2 separate regions of the Mus musculus genome follow, and region 2 is linked to region 1. A link is a loop called in an ENCODE intact Hi-C map of the cell type or tissue named here. Cell type or tissue: left cerebral cortex. All regions are shown on one strand.

Evidence for each region. A loop is a pair of places that touch in the nucleus more often than their neighbours do. Peaks named below come from ENCODE experiments on the same cell type or tissue, not always from the same donor. Only the 100,000 strongest peaks of a DNase experiment are listed, where the experiment ranks them.
Region 2: it touches region 1 in a loop (2.1-fold over the local background); 5 of 42 quality-filtered maps call a loop at or near these places.

What each region holds. Positions count from the first base shown.
Region 1 is chr11:105,344,956-105,349,955 of GRCm38, forward strand. Mrc2 (mannose receptor, C type 2) reads left to right here. Exons shown (of 30, transcript NM_008626.3): 21 at 1,255-1,369; 22 at 1,475-1,638; 23 at 1,765-1,873; 24 at 2,280-2,518; 25 at 2,644-2,812; 26 at 2,905-3,051; 27 at 3,352-3,471; 28 at 3,643-3,822; 29 at 4,613-4,639; 30 at 4,744-5,000. The coding sequence ends at 4,970. Among named protein-coding and RNA genes, the nearest start is that of Mrc2, 55 kb to the left of the region's middle. In left cerebral cortex, CTCF peaks have their summits at 518 (motif pointing right) and 3,006 (motif pointing right); DNase peaks (open chromatin) are centred at 294, 496, 2,445 and 3,013; H3K4me3 peaks cover 549 bases; H3K27ac peaks cover 518 bases.
Region 2 is chr11:106,011,680-106,016,679 of GRCm38, forward strand. Kcnh6 (potassium voltage-gated channel, subfamily H (eag-related), member 6) reads left to right here. Exons shown (of 13, transcript NM_001037712.2): 3 at 2,449-2,610; 4 at 2,706-2,911. Gm35971 (a long non-coding RNA gene) reads right to left here. Exons shown (of 3, transcript XR_880254.3): 2 at 2,311-2,481. Among named protein-coding and RNA genes, the nearest start is that of Kcnh6, 6.0 kb to the left of the region's middle. In left cerebral cortex, no CTCF peak of the experiment used is centred here; DNase peaks (open chromatin) are centred at 2,014 and 4,969.

The sequences.
Region 1 (5,000 bases):
TTAGGCAGTGCTAGGAATAGGACCTAGAGTCTCTGCATGCCAGGCAAACACTTTACCAACTGAGCTATATGCCCCATCAGAAGTTTATTTTTTGCATGCTTAGGTGTGGTTGGCACATGCATGTATGTGCACAGGCCAGAGGTTAACCTTGGGTATTTCCTTAATAATATATAAACCTTATATACAGAGGCAGGGTCTCTCATGTAAGCCCAAAGCTTGCTGATTTGGCTGGTCTAGCTAAGCAGCTTGCTCTAGACACCATCTGTCACCATCTCCCGAGTGCTGGCATGACAAGTGGCCCCCAAACTTAGAGCACTCACATGCGTGCTGGGGATATAAACTCTGGTTCTCATGCTTATCCAGTAAGCACGTTATCCATCCCCACATGTGGACGAAACCACACTGTGTTTCTTTCTGTGTTCAATTTTAAACATTCTTTCCCTTAATTTTTATTTTTTTAATTTTATGCCAGCATGTATGTGTGTGCACCTCTTATGGGCAATACCCATTGAGGCCAGAAGAGGGCATGAGAGCCCTTGGGACTGGAGTTACAGACAGTTGTGAGCTGCTGCTGTGTGGAGCCCAATCCAGGTCTTCTGGGGGGAGCAGCTGATGCTGAGCCATCCTTTGCAGTAGAACCTAAAGGTTTTCTTTTTCTTGACAACATTTAGAAAATTGTCTTTCTTAGTGTTTTAATTTGGGCACAATGGTATATACTTGTAATTCAGACCCTGGAAGGCTAGAGGACAGTGGGGCCACAAGGAGAAACTTCTCAAAACAAAAGTTCAAACAACAACGAAAACTCAAAAAATGAAAAGTGGGAAGGACTTAGGGGTTTGGCTCATTGGTAGAGTGCTTGCCTAGCATATGTGAGGCCCTTAGTCAGACAGGCAGACAGACAGACAGACATGTGCATGTTTGTACAAACACTCGCGCGCACACACACACACATACACATAAATAGTATTCAATACTAGGGAGTCTGAGGCAAAAAGATCCTGAGTTCCAGGCCAGCTTGGGCTACATAGCAAGACCCTGTCTCAAATAATAACAAGCTCCCCACCCACCACCACTAGAATGTGGGCATTTGTGACTTCTGTGCCAGGATGGGAGGGTGGGGCTTTGTCCAGGGAGATCCAGACGCCCTGTGTATGAAAGCCCAGAGCATCAGCTGCTGAGGGCTACCCAGCAGGGCTTCTGGGTATGTGGACAGGGATGTAGAGCTGTGTATCAATTCCATCCCCTGCTCCACAGTGTTTCCGAATCCAGGGCCAGGACCCCCAGGACAGGGTGAAATGGTCAGAGGCACAGTTCTCCTGTGAACAGCAAGAAGCCCAGCTGGTCACCATTGCAAACCCCTTAGAGCAAGGTAGGGTCAACCTATGGGGAGGTGCTGGTGTCTCCCCACAACTCGCTACAGCAGAGCAAACAGGGGCTACCCCATCACTCTTTCCTTTCTTCTGGGGGACTGCAGCATTTATCACAGCCAGCCTCCCCAACGTGACCTTTGACCTTTGGATTGGCCTGCATGCCTCTCAGAGGGACTTCCAGTGGATTGAACAAGAACCCCTGCTCTATACCAACTGGGCACCAGGAGAGCCCTCTGGCCCCAGCCCTGCTCCCAGTGGCACCAAGCCGGTGAGGACCCACACCACAGTGCTTTTCTCTGTCGCTGTCCCCCTCTCCCCTACCTCGCCCTTCCAGCCTCAGCTGTCCTTAGATGGGGCAGCCACTGAGGTTCCCCTAAGTAGCCTTTTCCCCCAGACCAGCTGTGCGGTGATCCTGCACAGCCCCTCAGCCCACTTCACTGGCCGCTGGGATGATCGGAGCTGCACAGAGGAGACGCATGGCTTCATCTGCCAGAAGGGCACAGGTACACGCAGCTGCTACACAGAGACACCCCTGCACTGGCTAGCTGCTCTGGGCCGGTCCAGAAGGAACCAAACATTGAATCTCTTTTCAGGGGCCATAGAGGTCCCTCCAGAGTCATGTATCTGCTTGGGAAGCAGGTGGTCTGCGGGGGGGGGGGGGGTGTGTGTGTGTGACATGCTGCTATGTCTAGGGTCAGAACCCCTGAGGTTCAACGTCAAGGCATCTCCAGCTCCTTCTGCATGTTAGCAAATAGAAAGCTCACTGATAAGGATGGCGACTGGCCATCCCCAGTGGAGACCTGCTCTGAGTCTGATGTCTGGTTTTCCCTAGCTTAGTCTCATACCTGGGAATGGGGTAAGGGTGGATGGGGCAGAGCTCGGTCTGAGTCCTGCCCCCTTTCCCTGTAGACCCCTCGCTAAGCCCATCCCCAGCAGCAACACCCCCTGCCCCGGGCGCTGAGCTCTCCTATCTCAACCACACCTTCCGGCTGCTGCAGAAGCCACTGCGCTGGAAAGATGCTCTCCTGCTGTGTGAGAGCCGAAATGCCAGCCTGGCACACGTGCCCGATCCCTACACACAAGCCTTCCTCACACAGGCTGCACGGGGGCTGCAAACACCACTGTGGATCGGGCTGGCCAGTGAGGAGGTGGGCTCCTAGGTCAAGATTTTGCCTCGCTTACCCCCACCCTACCTTCTGCCTTGATTTCACTTCCTCCTTCCACCTTGAGAGTATGTTCCCTTTATTCTCACCTATGGCTACCTAATACCCAGGGCTCACGGAGGTATTCCTGGCTCTCAGAGGAGCCTCTGAATTATGTGAGCTGGCAAGATGAGGAGCCCCAGCACTCGGGAGGCTGTGCCTACGTGGATGTGGATGGAACCTGGCGCACCACCAGCTGTGATACCAAGCTGCAGGGGGCAGTGTGTGGGGTGAGCAGGGGTGAGTACCACCCGTGAGGGCCAAGGCTTGCGCAGGTGCAGGTGGTTCTGGGAAGATGTTCGGGCTACGTCTTCAATTCTGCACTCCAACAGGGCCCCCACCCCGAAGGATAAACTACCGTGGCAGCTGTCCTCAGGGCTTGGCTGACTCGTCCTGGATTCCCTTCAGGGAGCATTGCTATTCTTTCCACATGGAGGTGCTGTTGGGCCACAAGGAGGCGCTGCAGCGCTGTCAGAAAGGTGGGTGAGAGCAGCCTAGCCCAGATCCGGGACTCTGAGGCCTGGAGAAAGAACTTCCCCTCTGCCTATAGGCACTTATCTCAAGCTCCCCTCGCTGTTTAATACACAGACCATGTTGTGTCATCTACAGAATATCCCACGGTCCACAAGTGCTGAGATTCACACCATCTTGCACTTGAGCTGCCAGAGAAGAGTGCCGGGGTTGCTGTGAAGCGGGAGGGGGGGGAAGTAGTTTGGGGGGGGGGTCTATCACCATAAGGAGAATCTGCTTGTCCTGACATGGGCTTTCTTTGTGTCCAGCTGGTGGGACGGTTCTGTCCATTCTTGATGAGATGGAGAATGTGTTTGTCTGGGAGCACCTGCAGACAGCTGAAGCCCAAAGTCGAGGTGCCTGGTTGGGCATGAACTTCAACCCCAAAGGTGGGTGCTCTGTGTACGGGAAGGGAAGGGCTCAGGCTGCAAGAGGGATGCTTACCACTGTCTCCAGGCTTGTGAAAGTACAGCAGTGGATCGTGGTTATCGCCTCCCACCTAGAAACCCCCCTTCCACCTATTCCCATTCCCACACCTTCCCAATGGGTTCCTTCCACAGGAGGCACGCTGGTCTGGCAAGACAACACAGCTGTGAACTATTCTAACTGGGGGCCCCCTGGCCTGGGCCCTAGCATGCTAAGCCACAACAGCTGCTACTGGATCCAGAGCAGCAGCGGACTGTGGCGCCCCGGGGCTTGTACCAACATCACCATGGGAGTTGTCTGCAAGCTCCCTAGAGGTAAGCCAGGATCTCGGTCAACAGCTGGGCCCATAGCTGGACTCACAGCTGGATGTCCAGCTGGGTCTAGGGTTACTTGATATACAGGGGCATCTGCTTTGGCCGGAGGGCATCAAGTACATTAGTTTGCAGCAAGGACTGACGCAGGGCCTCAACTTTCCAAAGTACACATAAGCCCAGAGGACAGCAAGCCCCATCATTCTATAGTGGTTAGGGACAAGGGATGGTCAAGCCCTGGACACTCACGTATTGACTCTGAGGCCTGGGGATATAGTCCATTTGGTAAAGTCACGCAAGCACCAGGATCCGAGTTAAGATTCCCAGCACCCCAATAAAATCCCAACATTGAGTGCCATCACCTGTAACCCTAAGACAGAAAGGGAGACGTGTATTTGTGTTTTATAGGCCCCTGGAGCTCATTCACCAGCCATGAGCTGAATCCATACGTTGTAGGTTCAGTGGTAGACCCTGCCTCAAAACACCGAGGTAGAGAGGCATCAAGGAAGACACAGTGCAATAACCTTGACCTCTGACCTCTACGCACATGCACACTCACAAGTATCTGCTTATATTCACCTATAAGAACACATACATAGACACACACACACCTGTCCCATCAGCTTCCTCATATATAGAACGGAAATAGTAGAAGCCAGGTCCTAGAGTCCTGGGAGGTTCAGTGACTCTGCAAGGTGACATTCACAAAGCAGTTCACAGGCACTTATTTAAATTGTGACTATGATTTCTGTGAGGACTGATTGTGATTCTCTGGCTCTCTCCTCTCCTACAGTGGAAGAGAACAGCTTCTTGCCATCAGGTGAGTGGAGGGAATGAGCGAGCCCCGGCCTGGTTCTTTCGCTGGCTCCTCTGTCCCTGTGGTCATGACTGGGGCCTGATGTGAACTCCCCACCTCCATCTCAGCAGCCCTCCCCGAGAGCCCGGTTGCCCTGGTGGTGGTGCTGACAGCGGTGCTGCTCCTCCTGGCCTTGATGACGGCAGCCCTCATCCTCTACCGGCGCCGACAGAGTGCGGAGCGTGGGTCCTTCGAGGGGGCCCGCTACAGTCGCAGCAGCCACTCTGGCCCCGCAGAGGCCACCGAGAAGAACATTCTGGTGTCTGACATGGAAATGAACGAACAGCAAGAATAGAGCCAAGGGCGTGGTCGGGGTGGAGCCAAA
Region 2 (5,000 bases), 670 kb after region 1:
CTTTGTCAGGAAAGGAAAAACCCTAAAGCTGAAGAAGGGAGGCCATGACAAATTGGACAAAGCCAATAACTGTCCGCAGATCCATCACCCCTGCATCCGCCCTAACAGACACCTGCCAGAGGGTCTAGCCCTGCCTACCTTCACCAAGCCCTATACTGTGATGAGCCCAAACCCCCCAAGCTAGACTAGAGACCCGGTATTTTTCTAGTCTGTAGCTCCAGGTAAGAAGGCCAGGGCTCTCCCCACTCTCCCTCCGACCCTATGTTTTCCACACACTAACCTACACATTTCAGGATGGTAAAGCCGAGAGCAGTGTAGCCACCCCTCCCCGTAGCAGCATCAGCTTGCAGCAGCAGTCTCCTAAGGGCTCTCAGCTCAGTGCTAAGCGAGGTGCACATAAAGAGACGGGGCAGGGCAAGGGGTGCGGCTTGGTGGTAAAGCATTTGTCTTGCACGCATGATATCTTGGGTTTCAACCACAGACTCCTAAAAGGTAAAAGACAACAAGGAGGCCATGTTGAAGAGAGGGTAAGCGGAGGATGGGGAAGGGACATAAACTATGAGAAATAAGACTAGCATAGCCAAGGGGTGGAAGATCCGAAGGAAGTGGGGTAATCTAGGGGCCAGACAACTCCTCTTAATCAGAGGAGTTCGTGGTGAGAGGAGCGTCTTGGAGGAAGAATCAGGCAGAGACTGGCTCTTCCTCCAGGGACAGAGCAAAGACACTGGAACTTTGCCATTCCTCGATACAGACAAGGACAATTCCCTCTTCCACTGAGCTAGTTACTTGTGGGCTCTGAGTCACAGGTAAGGTATAGGGAGAGAAATCACTCAGGCTTTTTGAAAATCCTCTCATCTGCTACCACTGGAGTGGTGTGTGGGACAAGGAAAGCCACATGAGAACACTACCAGCTCCTCAGCTCTCGCTGATACAAGGGTCCATCCCAAGACTCTGCATCCATGGGGTACAACCAGTTGAAGATGGCTCTGGGAAGTCCCAGAGGCACAGGAGATCTGGAGCGCCTGCACTTCTGCTCGGCTCCACTCCTCACCTGGTATTAGGTTAATTCCCCAGGGCCAGAGAGACAGAGAGCATAGTGTGGTCTTAGGGACAGGAATGTCGCTGTGCCCCAAGCTGACCAGAGTCATTGTAGCACTATGAGCCCAGGAGTGGCTCAACAGGCAGGCAGTGTCTCTGGTGTGGATGTCTCCCCTGGGCCCAGGCACCAGCTGGCAGATGGCTGCCTGGTGCCTGGGAGTCCAGGAATCTGATCCTGATCCGGGCGATTCCTGCTCCCGGGAGGAACATGGGAAGGAAGATGGGGGTGGGGCACAGCTGCAACCCAGCTTGGAAAGTGAGTGCTAAGTATGGGGTCTGATGAAAAGAAGTTCCGGACTTCAGTGTTCCTCCTACACGGCTTGGATCCATTGTCCTTTCGCAGTCACTGGGTTGGTTATCAATCCCTGGGAGAGGTGACACAGACCCAAACCTGCCCTCTGGAAAAGCAGCTTGGCTTTCTGATCTGCATGGTCACCTGAGCCTGCTGTCCCTGGGGATCCTGCCTTTTGGAACTGACACCTAACAATAGTTTGAGTTAATAGATATAGCACACCTAAAGGGTGCCTGCTCACAGGCTGGACTGACATAGGCAGCATTTTGACTTATAATGATCTGCCTGCCAATGGTGAGACCCTAGAACAAGGTGACAATTAGTGTGGCCAGAGGCATGAGGTGCCAACAGTAGGATCTGGGATGCTAAGAGCTCTTATTTCCATGGCCTTCTCCTTCTTTAGCCCCCCAGGTCACTACCCTGTCTACTCGTTACTATTCCAGCTCTATATTTAAAAGAGAGACCTTTTCCTTTTCCCCACAACCTCTTATCTGCCGAGAGACTAGGGGTCCTCACCCCACATCCCCCACCAGCTCCAACAAACCAGTTTCTCAGAACCTTCATTTGCCTGCTCCCAGAACCTCCTAAGGCCTAATGTGCCAATTGGCTCCATGCCCAGCAGTTGATGTGTTCCTAGCAAGTTGCTTCCAACAGTAGGGGAAGCAGGCGTCTTTGTGGGATGGCTATATGGGAGCTGAGCCCAGGGCCAGCCAGAGCTACAGGAGGATGGTATGCCCTCCCTCACCTCCCTACTTAATCCACCCCCATCTGCTAAGCCTTAATTACCACAGAAGCAAACCTCAGAGCTAAGCCCTGGACTGAGGGCTGAACAGGGGCTTGGACCTGATGCTACACTATCTCCTAATGAGCGGCTCTGCCCTGTGGAGGGTGGAGGGGACCCGCTGGACAGCTTTACCTACCCTCTGCCAAATAGCTCTGGTCGCTGTCCAGGCCTCTTCTCTCCACCCTTCCTTTGACCTTCACGCGGGTCCTTCCTTAGCCACTGCAGGAGGGGCCTCCTCAGTGACCGACCCTTTCCCTGCCAATGGGGTTTGCAGCCTCCAGCTTCCGCTGCCTGGTGGATGTGGTCCCTGTGAAGAACGAGGATGGGGCTGTCATCATGTTCATCCTCAATTTCGAGGACCTGGCCCAGCTCCTGGCCAAGAGCAGCAGCCGCAGCCTGACCCAACGTTTGTTGTCACACAGCTTCCTGGGCTCTGGTGAGTGTTGTCAGTGGGTAACAGTACTGGGGGTGGGGAAGGGATTCAAGACCACCTCCCATCCCTGGCTGCTCTGACCCTGACCCTGGTTTCAGAGGGCTCTCACAGCAGGCCAAGCGGACAGGGGCCTGGTCCAGGCAGGGGCAAGTATGGAACTGTCAGCCAGATCCCGCAGTTCACGCTCAGCTTTGTGGAGTTCAACCTGGAGAAGCACCGCTCAGGCTCCACCACAGAGATTGAGATCATCGCTCCCCACAAGGTGGTGGAGCGGACACAGAATGTCACTGAAAAGGTCACGCAGGTATGGGTCTGCAGGAGAGCGGTGAGGGTGGGCGGGGTCAGAACCCCTGGGTCCCTTGGACCTCAGCTCTTTTAAGGTCATAACTAAGAAGGGAGATGTGACTTGTCCAACCTCTCCCTGCCCCCCACCTCACATCTTGGTCTGAGTCCCCAGCCTCGTCTTCTATAGTTTGAGTCAGATTCTTAAGACCTGAAGGCCTGGTCTGAGGCCACAGCCCTGAGGCCTGAAATCAGCAGAGGTTGGGGTGAGCAAGGCCTATGAGTACTTCCGAGGCCTGGAGATCCCAGAAGGATAGGAGGAGAAAACACACAGGCCACCTTGGGGCCAGCCTATGGTTCTGCAGTCACAAGGCAGGAGTGGTACAGAGGGTCAAGCCCATGCAAAGATGAGGAGAGGAAGGAGGGATGGGATGAGCCCTGCCCTGGTCCTGCTCCTTCCCTCTGCTTTTGGGACGATGGCCACTCCTTGCGTTGTATGCAAACAGTACACCTGGCAGGAGTGGGGTAGTGTCGGTGTCTCTAGCTAACTTTGGATCCTGGGGATCCATCTCTAAATGCCCCTCCTGTGCATCTTCTATTTGGCACATGTCCCTTACTGGGTCCTGGGTTTCATCTGACCCCGACAGTCCCTTCTAAGGGGCTTGTTGGCCTGATTCTTCCAGGGGCAATTGACTAGAACCCTGCTTGAGACTGGAGTCAATAGGATGCTGGCACTGGCACACTATGTGACCTTGACAAAGGACACCCCTACCTTTGGGCCTCAGAGCTCTCATATGCAGGAAAGAGTTAGGCCAAATGATCTCTGAGGACCCATTGACATTAAGTAGTGCCAGCTCAGGTGACAGAAGGGGACTTTGTTAAGCCGTAGAGAAGAGCCTAGGATACGGATGAGCAAGGGACTGCAGAGGGGACCATACAATCCATTTCCTGACCCTTCTCATCTGAAGCATAGCCAATGCCAGCACCAGCTATGGAGGAGACCATTTAGCCTCACAGACAGGACTAAGAAGAGGCCTGGCAGGGAGAAGAGCTCTGGTATCCAGGGGTGTGGCACCATGACCTCCTACTTTGCATCTGAGTTCAGCTACCAGGGATACTTTGGTGAGCCTTGGTTGAAAGCCCACATGGACCCAGATCTGGCTGGGTGAGGGGACATAGGTTACTGAGGTGACTATGGAGACAGGGCTACATATAGGGGTAGAGAAAAAAAGATCCCTGAAAATAAGAGGGTCCAAGTCAATGTAGGACCCCAAGTGGGTCCCTGAGGATGTAAAAGATGGGTGGAGGCTGGAAGCCGAGCAGGCAGAACACGGTGGCTCCCACTTAGGTGTCTGGTTGTCAAATCAGTACCATTTTAGGGAGAATCAGTCCTTAGATTGATTTCTTTTGTCCTATGATCCCATCTCTTGACTCTACAAGACCAGAGCCTAGAATGGCTGGTCTCCTTATAACAGCAGCGATGATGGAAGAGTCTGTGGGGATGGTCAACCCCACCACCATCCCATCCTTACTGAGACCGTGTCGGTCAGATGGTGGAGAAAGGATGAGCTAGGACAGCGGTTCTCAACCTATGGGTTGCGACCCTTGGGGGGGGGGGCGTGTCACACATCAGATATCCTGCATGTCAAATATTCACCTTATGACTTATAACAGTCACAACATTACAGTTATGAAGTACTGACAAAAGGATTTTACAGTCGGGGGTCACCACAACACAGGGAGCTGTATTAAAGAGGTGCAGCATTAGGAAGGTTGCAGACCACTGCCCTAGAAGCAGGCAGATACATCTTGTTTAACTACATTCCTATGCAGTCTGTTGTCCGTTTTACCCATGAGGGAACAGGGGATCACAGGTTACTAGGCTTGCTTCAAGGCACCAAAGAAACAAATGGCAGCCCTGGATATTTAGCCTGGAGTCTGGCTTCAAAAACACCTGCCCTTCCTGATTCCCCCAGCTGCTTTGCTTCGTGTTAGGCAGCTGGGAGTTGTCGGTTTCTGTCTTAGCAACCATCCATTGCTATAGTCTTGGAGGCACCGAGATGAGAAGAGGATGCTTCACAGATGGCAGTGACTCATGTGTGATGGAGATT